Linked DNA regions of Mus musculus: region 1 is linked to region 2. A link is a loop called in an ENCODE intact Hi-C map of the cell type or tissue named here. Cell type or tissue: heart. All regions are shown on one strand. Links, peaks and the distances in the headings refer to the core of each region. The heading gives the core; the rest is flanking DNA.

Region 1 (8,086 bases), core at 2,044-4,543, 350 kb after region 2:
TGGCAGCCCAAATGTACTAACATAACACTCAGAGAATATTACTCTCTGTCACCATCATCATCATCACTACCACCACCAATAGGTCATTATTGTCATTATAACTAGTAAAGTAAATTTCTCACTATATTAGAGATATACAACTTTTATCTATTGTTATTAAAAGTGATATTATTTTTTAAAAATATCTGGACAGTTTAAACCTAAAGAATTTTCCAAGTTTTAGGCAGTCACCTGTAGTTCTGAGATAAATATCATCTTGTATTAACCACAATTGCCAAAGATGAACAAAAATAAGTGGTATTTTTGGACCACAACCCAACACTTTCTTCCAAAACAATAACAAAAGGACTGTGGAAGTAAATCTAGTTTTCTGTAGTTGGCTGGCTAGCTCGTGCTTGGGTGAATTGGGATAACCGTCCTGAGTACCATGTAAAGTTTGTCTTTGTATTGTTCAAATGTTGATTTCCATGCTGGCTCAGAACCCAGTACAGGCCGGACTTTGGTATTGTTATTCCAATTGTTTAGCACCTGCATCATATTTTGTAAACATTCGTATCCATCACTGTCTGATTGGTTTAATAAAGAGATGATGGCCTATAGAAGGACAGGAGAGGAAAGATGGGACATCCAGGCAGAGATAGGAACTCTGGAAAGAATTGAGACTTGGAGGAGATAAGATGAACGGGACATAGTGAGTGGTAACAGGCCACATAGCAAACATGGAATAGAGTAGAACAGGTTAATTAAATTATACAAGCTAGCTGGGAACAAGCCTAAGGTATAAGGCCTAAGCTTTCATAAATAACAAAAAGTCTCCATGTTATTATTGGAAGCTGGGGCGCGGGTGGGGGGGGGGGGTGGGGATTCCAGTGATCAGTGAGGATTTGAACTCCATTGTTTAAATCTCAGACTAAGCTCAACTACATTGTCAACACTGAGTCTCCAAGCCAACATGGAAGCCGATCTCACAAGACCCAGACTTAAAAACAAACTCAGCCAGTTACTAAGCTCATGACACTCACCATCAACCGACAGTCATTTCTCTATTTACCCACTCAGAGTGGATATGGGCATTATCACATATCTGATATTTCCCACGGCAAGTGTTCTGGAGATTATCAAAGACTTTTCTCCTTTAGCTCTTGTTATCTTTTCAACTGATAAGATGGAAATTTGCACCCTCTCATTTGTCAAAATCATCATCATCAAGCTCAGGAATTATTTTAACCAACCAAATAACTTTAAAATGTTATCTCTACAGTCCAGGTCACCCCTCTCCACCCATGAAAACATAGCTCAAAGGCCATTCTTGCATTATATGTCTATTCTGTTTCATCCTGCCATACCCTCCAGTTTAAGGCAATACACAGAAAACTTTTCATAGGTCTGTTTAATGAGCTTCAATTATTTTATTTACCCCTGCAGACTTCTTAGGGATAAATGTTAAATTAGTGTTTTGAAGCATTCCCAGTGACTAGGGCTAGCCTGTCTGTTTGGATAAGGGGTGTGGAGGGCGCCCTGGCCACATCACAGCCATATAGATAAGGGAGACAGGATGCCACCTAACCTTCTGACATTTGCTCTAGCACAGCAGCGGAGCAGGGGAATGGAGCGTGTGGGTGTGCCTCGTTAATCGGGCAGAGCAGACTAAACAAGCCCACACGTTCTGACCATTTCCTTCCTTTGGCTTTTTAATGAAAGTCCTTTCTACCAGAGAGTGAAAACAGTCATTTGTTCATTCATTTAGCATGCACTGGGTACCTACCCTAAGACAGGCCTTCTGCTAGTGACAGGGCTGAGGAGATAAATATAGCACATTTCCTCAAGGAGGGCAAGGCTGATGGGCAAGACAAACACACAGACATAGGAATACAGGGTGGTAGACACAGTATTGCACCAACTCTGAATAAGGCTGGAAGAATGAAGCAGCTCCTCTACCAGGGGTGTGGAAGAGCCTCATAGAAGAGTCCTCACTGGCTTTTACAAAATAAACAAGAATTTAGCAAAAGGATAAGACGCTAGTATGTCACTGACCATCTTTCAGGACTCTAAACTTACCTAAGTACTTTATATTCTTCATTAGGAATTACTACTTCAGCCTCACTTAAGAATACTTGGAGCTCAGCAAATCATTGAGCACCCAAGACCATCAAGGTGGTAAAGACTAGGAAGAATGCTATATTCAGTAGAGGGCAGGGCATTTTGAAAAGCATAAGTGTGCCACCACAGGATAAATATGTAGAAGCCAAGCCGGAGGATGACAATGAGCTCAGGTGATGGAAAGGCTGGGGGTGCACTTAGATGGGTTTCTCTTGTTGTTCCTGGGAGCTAAAAATCAGACTTATGATTTAGGAGAACAACTCCAGCCGAAGTGAAGAGAAAAATTAGTAGCAGATGGAAGGCAAGGCGATGAACCAAGAGGCCATTGCCTTCATCCAGGCAAGAGGCACCAGTGAATGGAATGCAACGCTTATTCAATAGAGTCAGGGATTGCCAAATCCAAGTGAGCTGGGGCAGCGTTCTGGGGCGGCTCCCTGGATGAGGCACAGTTTCATGCAAATGCTCGTTGTGATTGTCTGAATTCTGCAGCTGGGAAGTTAAAGTTCAGAAGGATGAGGTAGGTCATAGAGAGTGTCAGCCCTACAGCTGCCCTCCCCCTTCACCCAGAGTGAGTTAGAGGTCCTCTCTTCTCTTCCTGACATCCTCTCTCAGTTCAATGAACACATCACTGGACACCCATCCTGTCGGTACAGCCATGACTGCTTTCCAGCAAGTCATGGTGGAATCTCTCTCAGATCATGGACAAGATCCAGTCGTGCAGAAAGGCTGATGGTAGAGAAGCCCCTAACAATGAGCAAATGTTCAGGGAAAGCCCCCGTGATTCCCCGAAGGAGTTCAGGCAAAGCCAGCCTTCCCTGAGCACATGCCTCACTGAGCAGGCAGATTGAGCAGAGCTTAGGGGGTGATGAAAAGCAGGATGCTGCAGAGTCTGAGTCGAGCTTGGAAACCAGAGTGCAGTCACTAGCAATAAAGCCTACCCTCCTCTAGGTACCAGAGGAGGTAAGAACAAAAGGATACTGTGCAGAGATGCTCCCTAACAGGAAGAGACCTGTGGCTTGTTAAAGGTCCCATTCTGTGTTAACAATAACCATGGCAGCTCCCACATCCTGCACAGGCTCCTGCTGATCTCCCATGGCCACCTGTCAAGCATCCCAGGAGGCTATACTAACTACTTTATGTTTCCTCCTAGGCAGCTTCTTGACTCTGCTCCTCAGCAGAGAAGGATGGTCCTGTCTTCAGATCCATTGACTTGGAGAAAAGCCAGCCACAGGGACGGCAGGAAAAAAAAACAGGCCACCAGGCCAGGGATAGAGTGACCTCAGGTGACACAACCAGTGTCTCAGGGGCCTTCCTCAGTCTTTAGGCAAGCATGACTTGAGGGAAATGTCACAGGCCCTGCCCCTTAGCTTGTATGGACCTGACTGACAACAGCCGGTATCCCAAGAATCTTGTACTTCTCACAAGAGGGAAAATGTCTATACTTGCTGGTTAAGCATGTGGAAAGTAGTCAAAACAAAACAAAGCAAGAATAAAATACTCAGTAATAAAATGGTATGAACCAAAATAAGCCAGGTAGCTGTGAAGGCAGGAGGTGATGCATAGGGTAGCGGGTGACCCTCAGAGCAGCATTACACATTTCTGTGTACCAGTTTATTCAAATGAAGCAAGGAAGCAAGGCTTCCTTTCTGGTATTCTCTCTTGAAGCTTACCACCTAGAGCCTTCCATGAGTACTAGCCTACTACATCACGCCTTGAAAATGTTCTAGCCAGTCCTGCCTCCCCAACTTGGCTCATAACTTTTTTCTGCTTGCCATGCCCTCTGACCTTTTCCTTAACTCTCAGCCATAGCTATTGTTCCAGCTCATTTTGTACCTCCATTCCCATAAACTTTGAGTCTGAGTTTGAGTTGCCTAGGAAACAAAAGACCGGGTCAGAGACTTGGATGCGGGTAGTTTTGTTGAAACTGATCCTGGGAAACAGAAGTTAGAGAGTGTGGTGTGTGAAGGGAAGAAAATAAAACTGAAGGAAGGTGCATGGGTCAGACTGCTAGGCAGGAATCCCCGAGACAAAAGACATGTAGAGAATACCTCTTAGAATTATCTACCTGATAGGTGAAGATCAGGCATTTGATCTTCAGGCTTCTATCTCCCTCGGTCCTTGCCCTACTCCCTGATGAAGACTGTCTTGGGCACTGTCTTAGCTTAGACAAGACTACTAAGCCTAAAATAGGATAAAAGTCCTGTGATAGGAAATATAACAAAATGTGTTCCCAAAAGCAAAGACTTGATCCTGGGAGATCAAAGCCAAGAGAATGAATACTCGTTAGTAGGTAAGTTACCACTCTATTCCCTGGGGCTACCCCTTCCGAGACACTGAGGAATCTTGTGTAGAATGGAGCCTCAGAGCCATCTGTGCAGAGAAGAGAGGGGCCCGAAAGTCTGAAACCACCGATTCCTTTAGTCATCGTAGGAACTTTGAAGACTCTCCCTGGATTTGAGATAGGGAGCTTCATTCTCTGGTCCTTCCAATATTCCCAAACATACAGCATACACTGAGGGCAGGGTTTAACTGTTTAGGAAAAACAAAAAACAAAAAACAAAACAAAAAACCCAAAGGGCATGGAATTTTAAGTACTGGCTTTTAGAAATCAAGTCTGTGTAGGCAAAAGGACAGTGGATATCACACACACACACACACACACACACACACACACACACACACACACACACACACACAGTGTGTGTGTGCTTGCCTCCTAAGAATTAGACTAAGGAGAAGCTGAAAATCAGGGACTCTGGCTAAGACAGGTGCCTCAGAGCTGCCCATCAGAACTGTGGCTAAGCTGAGGAGGGTGGGGAGGTTGCAAATGGAAGACTGGGGTTGTCCCTCACTGGTACTCACTTTGCCATGAGGACTGACCTGCCTTTTCTCAGAACGCTTCCTTCTAAGTGATCTCTAGATGCAGAGGCTGTCCTGCGTGTGTGTAGGAGGTCTGTACCTGGAAGTAGACTGCAGATTCTAGGGGTCAGGATAAGAGTGAGGGGATCTGAAGCTTTAGTTTTCATCATTTAGCACAAATTATTTCATCTGGTTGTGATTTTTTTTTTTAGTTTTGGGAAAAATAGAAAACATCTTGCATAATCTTCCCTTACTTGTTTATAAAGTCATCTCCGGCCACCCCCATCTATCAATTTATGTATCTTGTATCTATCTGCCATCTGTATATCCATCTCAGGTCTTAAATCTGCTATGTACATCTCAGAAATAACAAGAATGCCGTCTCTCTTTTCTCTGAGTTAACCCCATTAACTAGGGATGCTCCTGACTTCCCTGGTCTCCCAGGAATCCTCCCTTTATCGGAATCCTTTCCTGTCAAGGCATCTGTTTACCAGATATTTGGGTAAGGTAGTGTCCTGCAACCTAGACCATTCTTCTCCATTTTTCCCTATTTGGAGCCACAGTGTACCTAAGAGAAACCTTAGGATTCAGTGCAGCATCTGGGGTGAGCAGTCAGTTCAAGCAGGACAGCCAATAGGCTTGCCTCCTGTCTGACTTGGCAAGGGACACCATTTTATATGATCAATTGTGTAACATTAGCCTGGGAATTGGGACATCTGCTCTTCCCTTCTTCTCAGGCCTGACAGGATGAGGATAAATAGGAGGGGTTTGCAAGATTGGAATGAGGCGTAGAAATGCCACGATCATGTGCAACACACGCTTCATCAGCAGTGTCTTCCCTCCAATGGCAAAGGTTGTTGTTTCCCTGAGCCTTCAGAAAACAGTGCTTCTTGTCAAAAAAAGCTTGGATTATCTCACAATAAGGAGTATTTCTAGTAGCTTCTATGAACTTTCCAAAATAAGTTGGCTCGAAGAGGTAGAACAGGACTTAGCCTATATGACAGTTTTCTGCCACTTCTTCCCACCTCATTAAATGTTTTTAAGGACAATGTTGCGTATGAATTCACAGCCAGACATTGTTTAAAACAATGATTCAAGCAAGCTATTTTCTGCCCTATTCTATTTTTTCTCTCAATCAAATCCTATTTCCCTTCTTGAAACATGCTAATGAGTTTGAAGTGTGTCCTTAAAACATGCTTGGTGTGTACAGGTCTCTCTAGAAATCACCTAGATTATAAAACTTATTCTAGATTTCACTTTTGTTAACAACGTTGGCATTTTGATGTTGTGGGAAGGACTATTATTTGCTTGGTTGGATCTTGCGGGTTTTTTAAAAAATATATATGGCTGCAGTTACATTAGTGCGTATGTGATAGCATATTGCTGTCTATTGCCCTCCCTTCTAGAGAAATCATCTAAACTAGACTTATGCAAATCACTTTCCTCTTTGTTGCTTTATCTCTGCACATTTATGTTCTCTTGTTTGTCCTTACATAAATTACACACCCAGAATATAGTCCTATGTGGTTTATTCTTTGAACTGAATGTTATTGGTTTTGCTCAGATTTGTCTATGTGAATGGTGAAGCTGTTCTTAATTGACCTTCATTGTTGGAGGATATGTTCCCACAGACTATCCTGTAATTAACTTATCTATCTACTACAGGCGGACATTTGCTTTTTTCCCTGTTGTTGGTATTCTAAACTGCCTCGTGTTGAATGCTGTGACCCTGCTTCCATGTGTCACCAGGCAGGAGATCATCTAAGGAAACCCTGAAGCCTGGCTGAGTCATAGACACTTCTGATCTGAGCAATGCCAAACCACTCTTCTACTCCCCCAATGGCTATGAGAAGTTCCTTTGCCACATCCTTGGAAAATGAAAACTGTCAAAGTTTTTATTGTTGTTAATATAGTGGCCATGAGAAAGTGTTCCTGGGATTCCAGTGTCGGGAAATTAACTCAACTGTCAATAAGTTTGAGTCACCCTTTTGGATGAGACATTCACATCTTGTCTCTTAAATAAAATTTATATTTGCATATTTTGCTGATCTGCCCCTCAAGATTTGTCTTCTTAATGTTCCCTCATGCATGAAGTTGGGGCAGGATCACTGGCTCTCATTGAAGATCCCAGTCACTCTTGTCCTTCTTTGCATCCCCACAGCTGCAGGTGTGCCAGTGCAGGCTAGTGCAGAACTCAGGGGATATAGGTAGGGGGACCAGAAGCAGAAGGCCATTATTAGTTCATATACATATCTAATTGTATTGTCATTAAGAGAAAGCCAGGCATGGGGGCTCACATATATACTCCAAGAACTCTAGAGGTTGAGGTAGAAGGATTGCTTTAAGTTACAGATTGGGCTGTACAGTGAGTCTCAGGCTATGCTGAGCTAGACCCTCTGTCTCTCCCTGTATCCCTCTCTGTCCCCTCCTCTTCTATATAAATCAAGTGTTAAATGGACCCAATGGTCCTGTTTGTGTTTATCTTCTCTGAAATGTAGTTTGGAAAAGACTGTATCTTGGGAGTTTCATGACAAATGCATGTGATGACTGTCTAGCAAAGTGCTTCACACAGGATTGTCCCTTGGTAAGTATTGGTTCATCCGCTGGCATGAAGCCTAGTTCCTGTTTCAAGGCTGTTAGGTTTTTACAAGTTCATTTAATTTTCAGTTTGTGATAGTTACATCCTGAACATTTTGTTGAACGTTTTATTGTTTGCTATAGCCCTATAAAGTGGATGGTATTAACACTGTACAAATAAAGTAATTGAGGCTCAGAAGAATTCGTGATTAGCCTTTGGATACACAGTTGCTAACTAGCTGTCTTTGTATGCCATGTCCTTCTTTCTGGGAAATGATTCATGGGAAGATTGGTGTCTTTGGTGTCAAGCAACTGGCATAAGGCCATTGGGAAATCAATTATCTCTATAGGCATGTGGTGTGTATCTGGGAGAACAGCAGAAGGAAGAAGTAATGGACAAATTTCATTTTTCATTTTCAGAACATGAGATGAATCTCCTAAAGCAGCCCCTCACCTCTGCAACTGTCTGAGCTGCCAGCCTCCTGGTTTATATCCTTTAAAAGATGCTCATAAATTTAATCAGCCACACTGCTCCTCTCTGAGGAATTCC
Region 2 (8,086 bases), core at 2,492-4,991:
CTGATGTTGAGAATTTTGCTGACAGAAACATGAGAAATTACCTCTGTAAAGATTCCATCAAGTGAGCCTGCCTGCGTTGCCTCCCTCTGTGTGTTTGTGATGTGGTCAGTTAAGCAAGGGATAATAATTTAAGCCAGTTGTGATAACAGAGTTAGAACTGGGCTTCTGTTTGTCCCCTACCACCGTGTGAATTATTGAGAGCAACCCATGGCTCTCATGGAGAACAGTGACATCCATTCCACCTTTCCTCCTGTTGTGTCACTTGTCAAACTGTCCAAATGTGCCCCCTTTCACCTTCCACTTCAACGATAGTCTCCTTTTGAGGTCACTGACATGTTTAATTCCTTGGCTAAGCTCTCTCCCCATCTAAATGTCGCCACCCTTGTCATAGAACTTACTTTCTACACACATAAAACTTAACCTGGACATTTTCTCTAAGGTGAGCTCTTGAGCCATTGCCTTTAGAGCAGCCATCTGTCACGCTGGCAATAGTGTTCCAAGAGTAAATTCTATGTCATTTGTTTAGCACTATCCATTATAGATCAGCTTTCACTGAGGGCAGCTTGTGTCAGCAGAAAAATACCTCTTCTCTGGCTTTGTGTCTGTCCTATCAATCAATCAAAGGGAGGAGGACGAGAAACAATGGCGAGACATCGGCCGCATGCTTCTCATGTGTGGAGTTTGTTCACACTCAGTTCACCTTCAAAGTGAGAGTCATCAATCTTGGTGTGCTGGTGGGGAAATGGAAAGAGAGAGGAGGCTGGAGTCAATCTTATGAATTCTAGTTATATCAGCCAGAGTCCTCCTGGCTGCATATGTGCATATGAATGTGTGAGCTTGTAGAAACATGTATACATATTTTATATCTTGTTATCTATCTATCTATCTATCTATCTATCTATCTATCTATCTATCTATCTATCTATCTGTCTGTCTGTCTATCTATCATCTATCTATCATCTATCTACCTACCAATCATCATCTGTATCTATATTTATCATCTGTCTACTCATCTTGCCTCAATTTACTCTATCTATCTATCTATCTATCTATCTATCTATCTATCTATCTATCTATCTATCTATCTATCCATCTATCTATCTACCTATCTATCTACCTATCTATCTACCTACCTATCTATCATCTATTTATTATCATCTATCCACAATGTATCTAGCTGTCTCCTATCTTCTGTCTATTGTCTACCCACATCTATTATGGGTCTGTCGATCAGAAAGGTTCGATTTACAGAATTGGCTCATGTCCATGGCAAAGGCTAGCGAGTCTGTCAGGTGGCTGAAAAATCAGGTAAGAATTATAGAGTAGACATGGATCGCAAATCTGATAGGCAAGACAGCGGGTCAGAAACTTAGGGAAAGTTCCTATGTTAAAGTATCATGGCAGAATTCTCTCTCTGGGGTACCATGAGATCTGTGCTAAAGTCTTTAACTGAACAAATAAGGCCCACTTACACTGTGGAGGGGATATGCCTTACTATTGTTACCTGAGAAAGTATTTAACAAATATTAATTCCATCTATAAAACATCTTCACAATACACATTCATACCAGTGCTTGACCAGACAACTGAGCATCCTGCCCTAAGCAAATTCTCACACAAAACTAGTCATCTCAACAGACTTGGATTTTTGCTTCTTGTATTTTGTTTTTCTATTTCTTTCTTTGTTCGACTTGGGAAAGCTTTGGAAGACAGCTATATTAAAACCTGACAGCTAATCTGTGTTAGCTATTAGGATTTAATAGCTCAAGATCTGGAACCGAGAGACAACTTTTATTTAATGAACATGGAGATACAATCCCTCCACAGAAGACACTTAGTTTGACTGGGGATTTTGAAATGACTCTGTTGGAACTTTAATGCTTTTAGAAAATGTTCTGGGCGTCGAGCAGGCAATTTCTGTTTCCACCCCCGGTGACAGCTTCTTGCCTTGCTGTGATGGGCAGTGTGCTTTCTTACTTCTGTTTTCTTGCTGGGTCTTTCTCTGACCCTTTCCCTCCTCAGTCAGTACTCACAGGAGTACATTCCAGGTGATCCATCCCTTCACATCGCTATGTTCTCTGGATCATGCCCAAGTCAGCAGAGGGAACCTGCTCTGCACATACTGAGCCCGTCGCCTATTATACTGACTGCCCAGTTATCTTGAGCAGCCTGGGCTGACATCTCATTTCCTTGTGCCCAGCATTCTGGGCACTATATGGTGCACCTTTAATAAATATTTATTCAACATCAACTAAAGTGAAGAATGCAACTCTTGATATTCTTTGTCAACCTTCCAGGCCAAATGAAGTTGTTTTTCTTTTTTCATCCAAGTAAATGACTGTCTGCACAGGAGTTCCTCCAAATGCTTGTCATTGTATCATGAATGTTCTCATGAGGAACAAATAAGAGCCAAGAGGTGACTCTCATCAGTGGAATTTGTGTCAAGTTCACAATTTCCCTTCTTCTCAAGAGCAGAACCTAGTGAGCTGTCCAGGGCTCAGCTCATGAGGAATGGTTTGCCATATAGCCATTGCCCCATGGACTCACCCTGAGGCTGCTCTAGGAAGGAAGACAGCAAGATGACAGGTATGAGTACTAACGACTTCAAGGTGGTCTCCTTTATTGTCCCTGGGAACCTATTGCAGCGTTTGTGCGGATGTGATGCAGTGTGTGAGGAGACAGTGATGGATATGTGTTTAGTCTGAACTGTCCAGCATGGCGGCAGCCCTGTGGGGGCAGCTGCCCGGAAGATGAAGGAAGAGGTGCACGTGACTCATCGTGCGCGGCAGACCATCTCATCTTTCCACAGCTGCCAAGACCACAGCTCTGATCACCATATAATGAAATTTCTAATTTTCTCTTTTCAGAAATAAATGAGATATGTCTTCTGCATGGGGGGGGGGGGGGCCTGTAAAGGATTCAGTTCAAGTCCATTTCATTCCATAGTGTCATGGCACTTATTTTAATTTCTTTAAAAATATTTATTCAGGCTCTGAGCCATGCATTAGGAAGCAATTGTGAAGAAGGAGCCATAAACCCTACCTCCAGGGAACTTACAGTCTAGTTAGGGAGTGTCTCAAAGAAGAGAATGCGAAACTGGGGTCAGCCTCCAGCTGCTCCTGCCACATCTAGAGCATTGGCCCCATGCTGGGAGCCACACTCAGGCTACATGTGTCATGTGCCACTATTTTCACATGCTATACTTTTGAAGTAGACTATGTTATGATCTAGTAAGTAAGGAAACAACCCTCGACTCCTTAACAGACTTTATTCAAAAGCTTTAAGTCAGGGACAAGAGACTTAAACTAAGGATAGATGTCTTTGGAGCCCGATCAACTTCTCATCACTACATCAGGCATCTCTGTATATCTACATGGCCAACCTGGTTGTGTGTTCATCTAAACGCTATGAGTAAAGTGCATGGGAGACTCAGAAGAAGCCTAGTGGATGGGACTTTGGTCCGGGATTCAAAGACTGTGTTGACGCCCATCATGCAGAAGACCTGGGAAAGCACTCTAGAGCTGGGCACAGTGTTGTGCTGGAGTATGTAACGGTCTAGAGCAGTGGTTTTTAGTCTTCCTAATGGAGCGACCCTTTAATACAGTTCCTCGTGGTGACCCCAACCATAAAATTTCTTTTGTTTCTACTTCATAACTGTAATTTTGCTACCGTTATGAATTGTAATATAAATATCTGATATACAGGATATCTGAATGTACGACCCCTTGAAAGTGTTATTCACCCCTAAAGGGGTCACCAATCACAAGTTGAGAAATGCTGGTGAAGTGTCATGAGGTAGAGGGGAGGAGGAGATGTAGAGAAAGAGGCTTCCAGTGAGGATGGGGAGTCAGACCCGCAAGAGGAATCCTGAGTGTTTCTGAGGGGACAGAAGCACAGACTGCGTTGAAGTCTAGGGGCAATGAGATAAGAAATCCAAGCGGCAAAATCTTGAATTGGCCAGTAGGGGGGGACCTAACGTGCAAGTCTAGGGGCTCATTGGGACTCCACTGTTGGTCTCCTTCAGCTTCTGTACAATGCCTCTGACCTGTGTCTTGGGAACAGCTCGTCAGTAGTTAGGTTTTTTTAAGGTAGAAATAATTTCCCCTGTAAGTACATCAGCATACTTTTATTCCCTAACTGCGTGAGGAAATAAAACACTGTATTTATGTCAGTATAAGGACAAGGCAGGGGACATTGGAAACATGGCCCAGACCACTTCTGTACATCAAAGGAATTATTCCTCTAGGTGCTGAGAGGGCTGCCAGCAGACAGCCCTTTACTCTTAGTCCCCTTTCAGGAATTCAGTCACTTCTCACAGCTTCTCCCTTTCCTGAGCCACTCACAGTTGTCAATGGTAGCTCCCCCCACCCCCCAACCTCTGTGATTATAAATGTCCTTACCTCAATTTGGGACAAGTTTCTGAAAGACAAGGCTCCTGTGACATTGCTGAGCCCTCTCTGTCTAGAGTGTCCCCTGCTTCTTTCTCCTTGGCCCTACTGCCCCCTCCACAGTCTCCCAAGTGCAGGCACCCAGCTTCAAAGGGAGCTTCCTTGCAGCAGCTGATGACTGAGTTCATGTGGGACCCTCCTTACTCTGTTCACTCCTCTTACTCCATGCTAGGGATATGTGTCCCATAATGCTATTGCTCTTGGTTTGTACCATCATCCATAGCTCTCTTGTTGTTGAACCCAGGTGACCTTAAATTCTTCCTGGGGGGACAGAACAAGGCTTCAGAACCTCTCAGAAAGTTAGGAATGGAGACCTACATAGAGTACATTTCTGCAAGATCATAGAGCTAGCGATACAGACATTTCCCAACTTTCTGGTTAATTCTACTGAATGCTGCAAACAGAACTGCCCATGTCTTGTGATTTGATTTTATGTATGTATGTATGTATGTATGTATGTATGTATGTATGTATGTATGTGTGTGTGTATGTATGTGTATGTGTATGTATGTATATGTAGAGGCCAGAGGAGTATTATGATGTGTCTTCTTCTATGGTTTTCATCTGTTTTTGAGAGCATGTGTTACTGTTCTGGCTAGTTTTATGTCAACTTGGTACAAGCTAAAGCTAGCTGAGAGGGAACCTCAGAGGGAAAAAAAAAGCCTCCATAGGATCAGGTTGTAGGCAAGCCTATAGAGAATTTTTTAAATTAGTTATTAATTCAGAGGGTATAGCCCATTGTGGGTGGTGCTACCCCAGGCTGGTTGTCCTAGGTTCTATAAGAAAGCAGATTGATCAAGACATGAGGAGCAAGCCAGGAAGCAGCACTCCTCCATGGCCTCTGCATCAGTTCCTGCCTCCAGGTTCCTGCCCTGTTTGAGTTCCTGTCCTGACTTCCTTTAATGATGCACTGTGATGTGGCCAAATGAATGCTTTCCTTCCCAACTTGCTTTAGTCACAGTGTTTATCCCAGTAATAGAAACCCTGACTAGGACAGCCCCGAGCCTTGAGCTTGCTGTTTCAGTTAGGCACAAGCTCCTAGAGGAACCATTCTAAGCCCTTAACACTGGGCTTATAGGCTTGATGTTAGGGATTTGAACTCAGGTCCTCTTGCAGTCATGGTAAGTGTTCTTACTTAAGGAGCAATCTCTCAACCCCCTTTCTTTGTTTCTGTTTGTTCTCAGGCTTGGCAAGTAAACTAGGAGCTCACACAGATCTTGCCAGGAAAGATCTCTACATTGACCTATAGTCTCAGCCCTTCTTATGCTTTTTAATACACTAATATCCCAGACATGTTGGGCCCAGAATTTCCATTTCTGGGTCTGAAACTGTGTATCTATCAGCTAGTGGTCAGCTTTTAACACCCCTACTAAAACTGTGGCCTCAGCCAAATAGTAAGCAATAGGTTTTAAACAGCATCACTGAAGATGCCCCAGCTCTAATGTGTGTGTGTGTGTGTGTGTGTGTGTGTGTGTGTGTGTGTGTGTTGGGGGGCAGTCACAAACTTTGTTTGCTACAGAGCTGTCCCAAGGGTTCTAAAGTGAAGAAGGAAAGGCAGAGAGGTATGCATTGGGCTGGTGTGTGTGTGGGGGCAACATGAAGCCTGGAAAGGAGAGGGATAATAGAGATAATAGGGAGATATGGGAGGGGAGAACGGGGGTGGGGGAGAAGACAGAAGAAGAGGGAAGAGGGGAGAGGAAGGAGGAGGTGGTGGGACAAGAGAGAAAGTTGTCAGGCAGATGTGGAAAAGAGTAGAAAGCAGAAGGCATACGGTGAGCAGGCTTTTCTAGCTGACACAATGGTAACTTCCCTACTCACTGGACAGCCTGTTATTTGTGGATTTGAGCTTGTTGGATCAGTACGTTTTATGATCTGAAATAATCTATTCAGAGCCAGTGTCTTGAGGAGAGGGTTGCCTACGGCTGGGATCTCAGTTCACTCTGCCAACAGGGCTTTGAGAAGCCTGTAAGGGTGTCACGGTATCAGGGGACCAAGAGGACTCGCATCTGGTGCTGAGTGAGGAATTGAGATTAAGTGGGGGTATCTGGGGATATAGATCCCCCTCCCCCATTGATGACCAGGCAATGTGTGCCCTAGAGAGAGCCTGGGGTTTTGGCTCTGCAGTTGCTTTGAAAGAAAGAAGCAGATCACTGCATGCAATTTATTATTTTTTAGGACATAATAGCTAACAGTTCTGAAAACACTCTGGCTGTGCTCCACAGCTCATCAACTCGCACAGCGCCAAGGAATGAAGGAGAAAGTCCAGATGTACCAGAGTGCTGCTGAGGTACGGGGTGCTGTGTTTCCTCTCCTAGGGACCTGGGGTAGTCCCCACCTGTACGAGCCCCTTGCACCAATAGCCTCAAGCTTCCTGAATAGTGTTCAGGTTTGATCAGATCCAATAGGAGTCCTAATTGTTGGTGTCGAGAAGTTATGGAAAGTTCAAGGGATGGGACAGACCGGAGGTTTGCCCTGTCTTCTTCTTTGCTGTGGCCTCGGGATGCCATATGGCTGCTGTGACCCTAGATGTGGCTCAGAGGTCTCAGCTCACAGTGTGGGCCCCTCTGTCTGTGCTCCTGCAGGCCTTGAGGGTTGCAGCCTTGGTGTCACCAGGAGGCTCCCAGACCCCTCAAGCTGCACAGCTGTGTGGCTGTCATATTGCCTGTGTTCCTTTAAAGCTAGTCACTGCCCTGACTGTGGGGGCAGAGCTTGGTAGGCCACACTGAACCAAATTCTTCCTTGTCATGCACAGGCCGACCACCACTCATCCACAGCCTGCAGCTCTTTTATTTGAGGAGACAGGTGGAAACAGACCTCCGGAGGGCCAGGCTATGGCCAGGTTCACACTTCACAGCCTTCGCAGCTGTTAGAACTTGGCAAGCCTCCAGAGGTGATCCACTCATGACAGCGTTCATGAAGTAGGATCCCTTTTCCCTTCACAGGGCGATCAGAGGGCTCAAAGAACACAAAAGTATTTAACCAAAGCTGAGAGCTGTGTACATTTGATGATCGTTATTGTGTTGAGCTGATCCTAGAACATAAAGAAGAGATGTGGGAGCCAAGGAAGGATTTCTTGTTCTATTCCCCTCCCTCCCTCCCTCCCTCCCTCCCTCCCTCCCTCCCTCCCTCCCTCCCTCCCTCCCTCCCTCTCTCTCTCTCTTTCTCTCCCTTGCTTCCTTCTGGAGCACCCTAGTATCTGCCTTCAGCCTAGAAAAACATGGAGGAATCAGACTTAGAACATACCATGGCATACAAATAATATTCTCTTAAATGATCAGAGCAAGCAAATATCTTGCCTTCTTCTAGAGAAAGAATGAGGAGATGCTACCTCATGCGGGGGTGGGGGGGGTGGGGGTGGGTTTGTTCAACAGCTTGGCCTTCAGCTGGGGCCACCTGCTTCACCTGTGACAAGTTGGATCCTAGGTGCCCCTTGCTTCTCTGTCCCCTCTTCTATCACTTGGCATGGCTGTGTCCATTTCTATGGACAGTCATGAGAACTACATCGAACCTGCCACATGATTTCCTAGGAAATAACCATCTCTAGAGTGAGAGCTTGTTAACCATCTCCCCTCCCAACCTCCAAGTGCATGCTGCACTGTCCCTGTGGGGAAGATGAACCCTGGGACTTGTATGGAATA

What was found. A loop is a pair of places that touch in the nucleus more often than their neighbours do. Peaks named below come from ENCODE experiments on the same cell type or tissue, not always from the same donor. Only the 100,000 strongest peaks of a DNase experiment are listed, where the experiment ranks them.
Region 1: it touches region 2 in a loop (2.0-fold over the local background); 3 of 42 quality-filtered maps call a loop at or near these places.

What each region holds. Positions count from the first base shown.
Region 1 is chr4:105,560,460-105,568,545 of GRCm38, reverse strand. No RefSeq gene overlaps it. Among named protein-coding and RNA genes, the nearest start is that of Gm40217, 250 kb to the right of the region's middle. In heart, for the core only: no CTCF peak of the experiment used is centred there; no DNase peak of the experiment used is centred there; H3K27ac peaks cover 213 bases.
Region 2 is chr4:105,911,066-105,919,151 of GRCm38, reverse strand. No RefSeq gene overlaps it. Among named protein-coding and RNA genes, the nearest start is that of Gm29922, 69 kb to the right of the region's middle. In heart, for the core only: a CTCF peak has its summit at 3,960 (motif pointing right); no DNase peak of the experiment used is centred there; H3K27me3 peaks cover 713 bases.